Regions from separate parts of the Homo sapiens genome. Here region 1 is linked to region 2. Evidence: read pairs that join two places in POLR2A ChIA-PET (ENCODE). Cell type or tissue: GM12878. All regions are shown on one strand. Links, peaks and the distances in the headings refer to the core of each region. The heading gives the core; the rest is flanking DNA.

The links. Peaks named below come from ENCODE experiments on the same cell type or tissue, not always from the same donor. Only the 100,000 strongest peaks of a DNase experiment are listed, where the experiment ranks them.
Region 1: POLR2A ChIA-PET joins it to region 2 with 5 read pairs; 3 of 35 experiments call an interaction of 5 or more read pairs at or near these places.

Annotation. Positions count from the first base shown.
Region 1 is chr16:67,012,999-67,018,317 of GRCh38, reverse strand. No RefSeq gene overlaps it. Among named protein-coding and RNA genes, the nearest start is that of CBFB, 13 kb to the left of the region's middle. RefSeq lists silencers at 380-429, 4,023-4,562 and enhancers at 4,027-4,526, 4,527-5,028. In GM12878, for the core only: CTCF peaks have their summits at 2,936 and 4,086; no DNase peak of the experiment used is centred there; H3K4me3 peaks cover 973 bases; H3K27me3 peaks cover 159 bases.
Region 2 is chr16:66,924,586-66,929,947 of GRCh38, reverse strand. It overlaps RRAD (RRAD, Ras related glycolysis inhibitor and calcium channel regulator), which reads left to right and starts at 4,413. Exons shown (of 5, transcript NM_004165.3): 1 at 4,413-4,539; 2 at 4,754-5,138. The coding sequence starts at 4,769. RefSeq lists enhancers at 1,707-1,876, 1,594-2,793 and silencers at 4,419-4,478, 4,609-5,048. In GM12878, for the core only: CTCF peaks have their summits at 1,014 and 4,911 (motif pointing right); no DNase peak of the experiment used is centred there; H3K4me3 peaks cover 1,021 bases; H3K27ac peaks cover 469 bases.

The DNA of each region.
Region 1 (5,319 bases), core at 320-5,319, 88 kb before region 2:
CTTTCAAAAGATCCTGCTTCTATCAGCACTAAATCATCTGGCTGGACCTGGGACTGGACCTGCCCTGGGAGCTGAAGGGAGCCATGCATAGCTAGAGCAGAAGTGCGGGCTCCAAAGCCTGACCAATGTGGATGCTTTAGGTTAGGTGGTGATCGTGATCAACCAATCAGAGCATTCTCTGAGGCACGTGTGTAGTGTGAGTGTGCCTGTGGGTACCAAGCCCAGAGGAGGCAGTCATGAAGCTCAGGTTACATTCAGGCCTCATTCAGACTGTAAACCATGGAAATGGTGCCCCCTGGAGGTGTGTGCTGCAACAGCTATTCTGTCGGCCATACCTGGATGCTGGCAGGTGGGGCTGCTACCAGAATAATGGGTTCAACATTCAGGCTGCCTCCCTGCTTCTCACGTGAGACCTCCCACTACCAATGATTGTTTGGGTATAGTTGCATCCTCACTCTTCAGAAAAATATTCTTGTCTCAGATATACTGAGTATTGTGGATATATTGGTCGCCTAGAGGCCAGGCAGGTTAGGATTTCTCCTGGCAGGGAGTATCAGAGAAGCCAGTTGAGTGTCTGAGATCACACAGCAGAGGGAAGAGTTACATTAAAACCCAAGACCCCCTACTCATCAGCAGCCTTTCCTAGCACTGCAGAATCCTGTGATTTGGGAGCAGCAAATCCATGGTGGCACCCCTGCCAGGTGCTGAGAGGCCCAGCAACAGGCCCAAGGATGTGGGGTCTCTAGAAGGCCCCGGAAGCTACCAGCCCTTCCCCCAGGTCAGAGGAGCTGCCTCTTTGGCAAGAGACGTGAATCGGCCACAGGCGCCTCCTCCAGCTTTTGATGAATTTTCCTGCCACTGGTGCTAATTTCCTGAAAGGCCTTTTCTTTCACCTTCAGGCTCCCCCTCAAAAGGGTTCTTGCTCTTTGTCGGCGGGGGATCCATGATGATCACCCAGCAGCTACTTGGTGAGGTCACCAATGTGCTCTGCCAGCAGCTCCTGTGGCTGAAAGGGCTTGGAGTGGACAGGGGTCCTGGACCATGGCTACAGGGGGCTGAGGCCAGAGTCCTGTCCTAAAACAGGGACTGTTCCCAAAGAAAGTCTGGCCCAGGGAGGCAAGTGGTCTGCCTGAGGACACACAAAAGAACAGGCCCAGACAGGAACACACATCTCCCTAAATTCTGACTAAAAGGCGTGGTGAACCCTGCTCTGTCGGCCATGTGATCTCAGCCTCTGAGTTCTTTCTGGGCTCATCTGGGCCCTCCTCCCCTACCTACTGGCTTCCCAAACAGACCCAAGCCTAACCCCTCATGGCAGTGGAGTCATCATTGCACAGACGGCTGGTGGTGGGAGTTGAGAGTGCTGTCTTAACAAGCTTTCTGTGGGGTGGGAGGTCTGTTTGTGCCTCCACCCTGGACTGGACACCTCTTGGGGCTTTTCCTGGGCCCAGTGGGTAGATGCCAAGGTCTCCCAGGTCTGGGGAGGGGCCATGTGAGTTCCCAGACCTGGCTGGGTGGGAGTGTGCTAGGCCAGAGTACACCAGGGGCCATCCTGTGAGTGGGGGAGGTGAGTGATCAGAGCTGACCTCCTGCCTTGGCCTAAAGTTCCTTGGAAAAACAGTACACCTGCCCTTATGTGTCACTAGGTCCTAACCATCTACTTTGGGAACTTGCTTGCTCGATTCCACGAAGGACCCACTGTCTAGTTCTCTGCCACCATCCCCTGGTCTGCCCACTTCCACTCTCTCTTCCTCCAGTGTCTCTGTACTAGGTAACCTCAAAGACCCTCCTGGAAGGTGAATCTGACCAAGACATGCCCCTCCCATGGCTCCCTAGTGCCTCAGCATAGAGTCCATGCTCCCTCCCAGCTTACAGGCCTGGTGCTCCAGTTCTGGGCCATTTCCTCTTTCAGTCTTTCTGTGGGGGCCATGCTGACTGACATAGAGCTGCTGGGACTGAACAAGCCAATTCCTGCCTCCAGGCCTTTGCTCCTGCTGTGCCCTCTGGCTGAGACAGCTTCCCCTCCACTCCCACCTTCACTCCCTCCACTATTCCCTATAGGTCCTTTCAAAGGCTCCTCCAGGAAGCCCTCCCTTTCCATCAGCCTCCCACCCCAAGGTGTCTCAGTGGTCAGACAACTGTGATGAAAAACAGATCCCTGCCCATGGCTACCTTCTGAGTGTCCAGGCATGCCCCCTCTCTTGTCTGAACTGCCCCAGCACTGCCCTGGCTCTCTTTCCATTTGTCTGTCTGGCTGTGTGTCCACCAGCTTCTGCCTCTTTCGTCCATCCCTGACTTTTTTTTTTTTTTTTTTGATAGGGTCTCACTCTGTCGCCCAGGCTGGAGTGCAGTGGCACAATCTTGGCAACCTCCGCCTCCCAGGCTCAAGCGATTCTTGTGCCTCAGCCTCCTGAGTAGCTGGGATTACAGGTGTGTGCCACCACACCTGGCTAATTTTTATATTTTTAGTAGAGACAGGGTTTTACCATGTTGGCCAGGCTGGTCCAGAACTCCTGACCTCAGGTGATCTGCCTGCCTCGGCCTCCTAAAGTGCTGGGACTACAGGCATGAGCCACCATGCCTGGCCTTTTAAAAAATCTTGTCTCACTGCAACTTCTGCCTGCCAGGCTCAAGCCATCCTCCCACCTCAGCTTCCCAAGTAGCTGAGACTGCATGGGCATGCCACCATGCCTGGCTAATTTTTGCATTTTTCGTAGAGATGGGGTTTTGCCATGTTGTTCAGGCTGGTCTCGAACTCCTGGGCTTAAGCCATCTGCCCGCCACAGCCTCCCAAAGTGCGGCGATTACAGGTGTGAGCCACCGCGCCCAGCCAACCCCCTGACTTTCTTGGCTGATTGTTCCATCGTCTCTTACACCTGTCTCTGTCCCTTTCCTCATTCTTTAATGCAGCCGCACCTCATTCCACTGGACTCAAGGTGGTGTCATTGTCCCTATGTTCCTTCATTGTTGCTATGTTCCTTCATTGTTCAGTCTGCATCCCCCAATTTCTGACAGGGGCTCTCTCCCTCTCCACACAGTTAATGACCTTGGTGGAAAGAAGCAATTCTGGTTCTTTAAGAGACATGGTCCACACTTTCCCAAAGAAAGTGGCTCAACAAGACCTGAGTAAAGTTCCAGAGCACGCAGCAGGCTCCCAGCCCTCCAGACCTGAGGGAGCAGAGGAAGAACACACAGAAAAGGCCACTGCATCCAGGACTGGTCCAGCCTCAGCCCTTCCACCCCAGTCCCTTGTGGCACTCATGGGGAAACAGCAGGATCTCTTTGGTCGACCTCACTTGTGGACCTTCCTACTGAACCCTCTCCCACTTCTTGTTTCAGAAACTTCAGCCTCCTGCAGAGGATGTACTGGGCTCAGGCCCACTTTATCCCTTACTCCTGGGCCCCAGTGTGACCAGTTTCAGCTGGAAGGGGGTTCTTTGGGGGAAGGGAAAGCCTTGACGGGTGGCATCTGTCCCCTACAACTCCCTCTTCCAGCGCCCCCCTCCTTTTTTTTTCACCCGATGCCTCCCTCCCTGGACCTCGGGGCTTTCTTTAGCTTGGGGTCCTAGCCAAGCTCCTGGATCTTCTGCCCATGCAGCCTGCAGGCTCCTGGAGGGTAGGACCCATCCCTCTTGGGTCTCCCAAAGCCTCTAGGTGGGTAAGTCAGGTTGTGCAGGGGAGGGACCCAGGGGAGGAAGTTCATGCATTCACTGTCAGTAATGAGTGCTTGTGTCCCTGTGCTGCCCACCCCGTATCCTGCCTACGTGCCTGTCGCGGGGCACGATCCAGCACCGGCCGTGGGTTTCCAAAGCCTGGCTCTGCCGTAACCACCAGTGGGGAACTGCTCCAGCTCGGCCAGCCCAGAACCGGGCCTTGGAGGGCCGGAAGAAGCAAGGAGGGCCATGAGAAGGCAAGAAGGCTTGGGCCGGGCCGCCCCCGCCTGGAGACTGCTGGCGGGCGCCAAAGCGCAGGCTGTCGGGGGCGCGGAAGCCCTCTCAGTGGAGCGCAGCCCACTAGCCCCCACCACCCAGCGGAGGCGAGATTCAGCTCCCGGCGCCCGCACGTCCGCCCCGGCTCTGGGCTGGCGCCAGGCGGCTGGATCCGTGACTGCAGTTGGCGGGAGGCCGGACGGCGCGTCCCCCGGGACTCCCAGGCAGCCAGCGCTGTCGGCCCGGCAGGGAGGGCTGTGGCAGGCGGGCGAGCGGCGGGAGGCTGGGGGCCCGCGGCGGAGGCAGCGCTGCGTGGGCTGCGGTCAGCAGGGGCCCCGCAGAGGGGCCGCGTCTCCTGCGCTAATTGGCCCTTTCCCAGCCGCCTGGGCGGGTAATTGCTGCTTCGCGGGTGGAAGGTGGGGGCGTGGCGAGGGAGAAGCTGGGGCGCTGCATCCGGAGCCAGGAGCCAGGCTCAGCCCCAGGTGGGCGGCCCGGCCCGGCCCGGCTGGCAGGGGGCTCCTGTGTGCACTATGCCTGCATGAGCTTAGCGCCCGCACTCTTTCGTACCCGCGGTGGCGCGGGCGGGTGGATGAAACCCGGCGGTGGGGAGGGCGGCTGGGGCAAGACTCAGAAGTGTCCTCGGGCTTTCACCAAGATCCAGTCTGTTCTGCGCACCGATCCACGCGGGATGGGGCCTGGCAGCAGCTTCAGGAGAGACTCCAAGTGGCCGTGGGAGGACCTGAGTGGGGGCAGGAAGACAAGGTGGGACGATGGGGCAGTAGTAGGTAGCCCTCCCGCCTCTGTCATCCAGCAATGTAACCCAGGGAGGAGCTGACGAGAAGAGGGACACCTTCCTGGGTGTATGGGGAGGGTGTGGAGCCGGGGCTGTGGAAGGCAGGGGCCAACCCAGCATTCAGGCTGCCCACTGGGGTTCTCCCAGGCTTGGATTCCTATGGAGGATCCTAGGGTTTCCTCAGAGCCCTTTATGATTGTCGCATCTGCCACAGCCAGCTTGGACCCGACTAAGCCCTGGCTCCTGCTCAGCTGCACTTCCTCCAGTTGGGGGAGGAGGGCCCTGGGCAGGTGGCCATTAGAGGCAGCTGCCCTCCCCACAGACCCATGTGAGAAAGCATGAGGAGGGGCGTTCAAGAAAAATCATTCATGGTCCTTATTAAAGCTCAGTAAAGCAGACTTTATTCAGGAGCATCGAAATAGGCATAGGGGCCGAGCAGTTAGCTTGTGCCTGTAATTCCAGCACTTATGGAGGCCAAGGCGGTAGAGAGGGTCTCACTCTGTCACCCAGGCTGGAGTGCAGTGGTGTGATGATCATAGCTCACTGAAGCCTCGGCCTTCTGGGCTCAAGCGATTCTCCCACCTCAGCCTCTTGAGT
Region 2 (5,362 bases), core at 240-5,239:
TTTTGAGACACAGAATCTCGCTATGTTGCCCAGGCTGGAGTACTGTGGCTATCCGTAGGTATGATTATAGCACACTACAGCCTTGAATGCCTGGGTTCCAGGGATTCTCTTGCCTCAGCCTCCTGAATTCTTGGGACTGCAGGCATGTGCCATCACACCTCGCTTGCTATTCTTTATCCCCAATTTTCGGACAGGAAATGGGCTTCTAGAATAAATGTAGTCAGACCTCCATTATCCATGCGTTCTACATCCATGGGTACAACCCGCTGTGGATCGAAAATGTAGTTAGGCCTAGGATGACTGTGTCTGTACTGGACATGTACAAACTTTTTTTCTTGTTGTTATTCCCTAAACAATGCAGTCTAACAACAACTTACATAGCATTTACATTGTATTAGGTATTACAGTAGTAATCCGGAGATGACTTAAAATATATGGAAGAATGTGCAGAGGTTAAATGCAGATACTGTGCCATTTTATATAAGAGACTTGATCTCAGCCACTGAAGTTGAGTTTAAAAAACAAAGTAAAAAAATATATGTAAAGGAGTTAAGTATTCATGGATTTTGGGATTCATGGGGATCCTGGAGCCAATCCCCTGTGGATACCAAGGGACAACTCTAATTTACTTCTCAAGACATCTAGCCGGGCACGGTGGCTCACACTTGTAATCCCAGCATTTTGGGAGGCTGATGTGAGGATCGCCTGAGCCCAGCATTTTGAGGCAAGCCTGGGCAACATAGCAAGACCCTGTCTCTAAAATAAAATGTGTGTGTGTATTTAGTGGGGAATGGTGGTGCATGCCTGTGGTTCCAGCTACTCGGGAGGCGGAGGTGGGAGGATCGCTTGAGCCCAGGAGGTTGAGGCTGCAGTGAGCTATGATTGTGCCACTGCACTCCGTCCTGGGTGACAGAGCAACACCCTGTCTCAAAAAAAAAAAAAAACTTACAGCTAGGGAGTAAAGGAGGCCCTGAGCAGCTTGATAGGTGCTGTGCAGCTGGCAGGGGGCGCCGTTGCCTACAGAAGGGGCTAAGCCCATCCTGAACCCCAACTCCTATTGCTCCCACTCAGCTCACTCTTAGGAGGGAGTGGCCTCGCCACCTAATGACCAAGAGGAGGTGCTGGATCTGGCTACCTAAGATCAGAGAGGTGAAGCCATCAGCCCCTATTGCCCAGAGCTTCTTCATCTGTGAGGGGGATAGTCATGGCAACCACTTGGGACTGCCCTTGGGAGATTTAAATGGGTCTAGGCCTAGCTCTGATGATCTAGGCACTGTATCCCGCACAGATGAGGAAGCTGAGGGCTCCAGAGAGGCAGAGTGAACAGCTGAGCCCCAGGGAGCCTTCCCGAGCTGAAGGCCTCACACCCTACGACGTGTGTACCTTCTGCCGGACAGTCCCTGTCTGAGGTGGCCATGGTGTCTGTGTTGAGCTGGGGATGAAGGGAGTCATGGGGGCGGCAGGTGTGATTGAGTCATTTGGCTGGCCTTCCTGGCAGCCAGGCCATGGTGGGTGAGGGACACCAAACTGCTCATGCCACAGCTGACATATCAGATAGTTCTCTTGTCACTCTTGACTCATCAGTGCCTGGCCCCTGGCTGCCTGCAGGGCCACCATCTGTGCATCCTGGGCCAGTGCCCAGGGAACTTTCTGGAACCCCAGATGCTATCTGAGGACACAAGGGTACAGGGGATGGTGAAGTTTGAGGTTCCTGAAACCCTCCACCAGGTATGTCTGGCTCTGCTGTTTCTGGCCTGTGACTCCTCAGGCTTTGGTTACCATGTCTACAAAATGGGAACAACAAATCATAGCTGAGTTTGACCCAGGGATTAGATGACATGTATGAACATGCCCGGCCATGTCTATTTTTGCTCATCATCCTGCCCCCAGCACAAGGGCCTGGCACACAGTAGGTATTTAGTACAGGACCGCGGAATGAATGAATGCATTGGGCCTTAGAACACAGCAGAGGCTCTGGGGCCTGAAGGCTGTGGTGTGAGGAGGGGGTGGGGACACTGAAGCCCAGCCCAGTTCCCTCTGCAGCATCTTGTCACCTGAGGGACGGGGAAGAGTGTGGGGTCCTACAGAGAGGAGACATGGGTATGGGGCTAGGGGAGAGGTATCTGCATTGTTCCTGAGACCTCTGCCCCACTCCTGGACAGACCACCATCCTGGAGAGAGTGGAGCAGAAACAGGAGAGGGACCACAAATTCACCTAACCTGCCCCATCCAACGAAGGATGATCATGATAAACGTGCTCTTAGTGAGATATTACTGTGTGCCCGACTTGAGCCAACTACTGTGCCTCTGCATTTCATGTTTGTTTTGTCTTATAATAACCATCAGGAAGAGGTGATCCCTGTTCTACACTGGAGAAACTGAGGCTCAGCCTAGATAAATGGACACAGGTGAAACAGCTAGCAAGGAGCACAGCTGGGATCTGAAGCCCGGGCGGACCTAGGAGTGGTTCTAGCCTCAGTTTATTCCTCCTGGGCAGCCATGCTCAGCCCAGAGAGCTGGGAGAACCAGGTGGTGGGAGTGGGGGTGTCTCAAGGTTGTGTCCTGGTGTTAATCCCTGGGGCCCCTGGCCATATCTAGCTTGTGGTGAGTGTCTCTGGCCTGTTGGAGCAGCCACTGGAATGCCTGGGGCTTGAGTGGCCCTTTGTGGTTGCAGTTCCCTTGGCAATGAAGAAACACTGCTGAGGTCAAGAGCTCAGATTGCCAGAGGGGAAACCCAGCCCTCCTTCTTTGCATGGCCCCCTGCTGGGAAGGGCCACAGCTACCCCCCACCCTCGCCCTCTGCCAGACACCCAGAGGAGGCTCTTTCCAGTGGCACAGTCATGGGGTTGGAGGGGGCACAGGCAGCCCAGCCAGGATTCCTCATGGGAAGTGTGTGGTGGCTCTTTAGACTTGCCTGCTAACGGGAGGCTCTGCCCATAACTTCCTCTTCCCACTGGAGTTCGTTCAGGAAGCCAGAACCAGCATGGGGATGCTCAGGCCTCCAAGATCCCCTAGGACCATGGGCAGGCCACCCCTCAGCCCAGCTTTTGCCTACTTTGAAGACCTCAAGGACAAGAGGGCCCTAATCTTACCGAGCCAGGCCCTCCTCAATCCAAGGCCTTCTTAGGCGTTGCCAAGGAAACTGATGCAGCAGCCAAAGAGCCTGGCCCAGGTCTCCATGACAACCTACCACAGCCCACCAGGGTCCATCCATCTGTGATGTCACCTGAGCCCCAAATGGATGCCCTCCCACCCCCACCACACTTGTCACAATCAGATGTCACAGTCTGATAGCAGGTCCCTGTCACAAAATACCTCACAGCCTGACCTGCAACCCTCAGACCCCTGAGAGATGAGCAGGGAGCTAAGACACTCCTCATGCCTTGACCACACCCTGTGTTTATGCCCCTTTTGGGTGGGGGCCTGAACCTCCAGGCCCTGGATGTGCCCTGGGTGGCTGGCTCAGCCTACAGCTAGAGGGAAGAAGGGAGACCTTGACGACTCGAAGTGGCTGGCTCCTGCTGGCATTCAACACCCATTGGCCTGGATTTCCCCAACTCTGGGCAACTTCCAGTCCAGGAGCAGAATAACCAGAGCCACGGCCAGGGCCAGGGCTGGGGCAGATTATTTATTTTTAGCAGAGTTGCTGGCAGCTGCCTGGTGGGTGCTGGGAGGTGGGATGGGGACTGAGTTTAATCCCTTCCCTCTTCTGGGCTGGGGTATCCTCCCCAGGGTTCAAGCAGGCATCTCCACCTGCAACTCTGTCAGAGCTGCCCCCACCCCCAACAGCCCTCTCAGGGCCCCCAGGGGCTCATGGGGTGACACCAACCCTCACACTGAAGGTTAGGCTCATTAGGGAGAATCTTCAACTCCAGGATGGGGAGTGGAAAGGATTTTGTGTGAATTTAGGACACCCCCTAAATTCTAGCTCAGACCTGAGCCTATGGGGAGTGGGTGTCATGGGCAGAGAAGGGGGATCTCTGTCCAGCCTGTAACTAGCTTACTTGCTAAAAGGACGAGCCGGGACTTGGGGAGAGGAAAGGGAGAATTCAGTCTCACGGGGCCAGACCGAATTCTTCTCCAGAGGGCAGTTGCTGCTTTTGGCTGATTGGGTTTACCCCGCTGCCTGCCTCCCCATCACGTACTCCCCCCGCAACCTCGCTCTCTCTCTCCTTCTCACACACACCCTCAGCTCCGGACCTCGCCTACCGGTCAGCCCCTCTATTCCCAGACAGCTACCGCTACTCCCCTGGCGGGTAGGGCGGGGTGTCGGGGATGTAAGGTCCGAGGAAGAGGGTGGGGGATTCCCCTGGTGGGGGTGGACAGACACGTCAGCCCCCGCAGCAGCGTGGACCGGGGGCGGGAGCGGGGGCGGGTGGAGGCTTAAATAGGCGGCTCTGGAGCCAGAGCCCAGTGCGGGCTGAGAAGGCGGTGGCTGCAGCAGCAGCGGCGGCGGAAACCCTAAAGTCCGAGTCCGGACTACGAGTGCGTGGCCTCCTAATCCGGATCCTAGTCCTGAGCGTGTCTGTGTGCGAGTGGGTGAGTGTCCTGGCGGAGCGGGGTCGGGGCGGCTGCAGATGGATGCGCCAGGTCCGGAGGGGTCCCGGGTGAGGGCGCCGCGACCTGGGGGCTGGGGGAGGGCTGCGGCGGGACCTCGGCCGGAGCATCCCGCCTGACTCCGGGTTGGGCAGGTGCGCCCCGGGTCCCGCCTCCCTCGCGGCTTACACGGCCACTCGGGTTCCTGATCCCCTAGACGGTCCCGGACGCGATGACCCTGAACGGCGGCGGCAGCGGAGCGGGCGGGAGCCGCGGTGGGGGCCAGGAGCGCGAGCGCCGTCGGGGCAGCACACCCTGGGGCCCCGCCCCGCCGCTGCACCGCCGCAGCATGCCGGTGGACGAGCGCGACCTGCAGGCGGCGCTGACCCCGGGTGCCCTGACGGCGGCCGCGGCCGGGACGGGGACCCAGGGTCCCAGGCTGGACTGGCCCGAGGACTCCGAGGACTCGCTCAGCTCAGGGGGCAGCGACTCAGACGAGAGCGTTTACAAGGTGCTGCTGCTGGGGGCGCCCGGCGTGGGCAAGAGCGCCCTGGCGCGCATCTTCGGCGGTGTGGAGGACGGGCCTGAAGCAGAGGCAGCAGGTGAGGGGACCCAGCTGTTCAGGGGAGGGGCGATCCCGGGGCTAGGACTAGGGGCTGAGACCGGTACTCAAAGCCGCAAATACCGTGGAATTATAGTTGTTGTTGTTGTTATTATTATTATTATTATTATTTTATTATTATTTTGAGACAGAGTTTCGCTCTTTTTCCCAGGCTGGAGTGCAGTGGCCTCGATCTAGGCTCACTGCAACCTCCGCCTTCAGGTT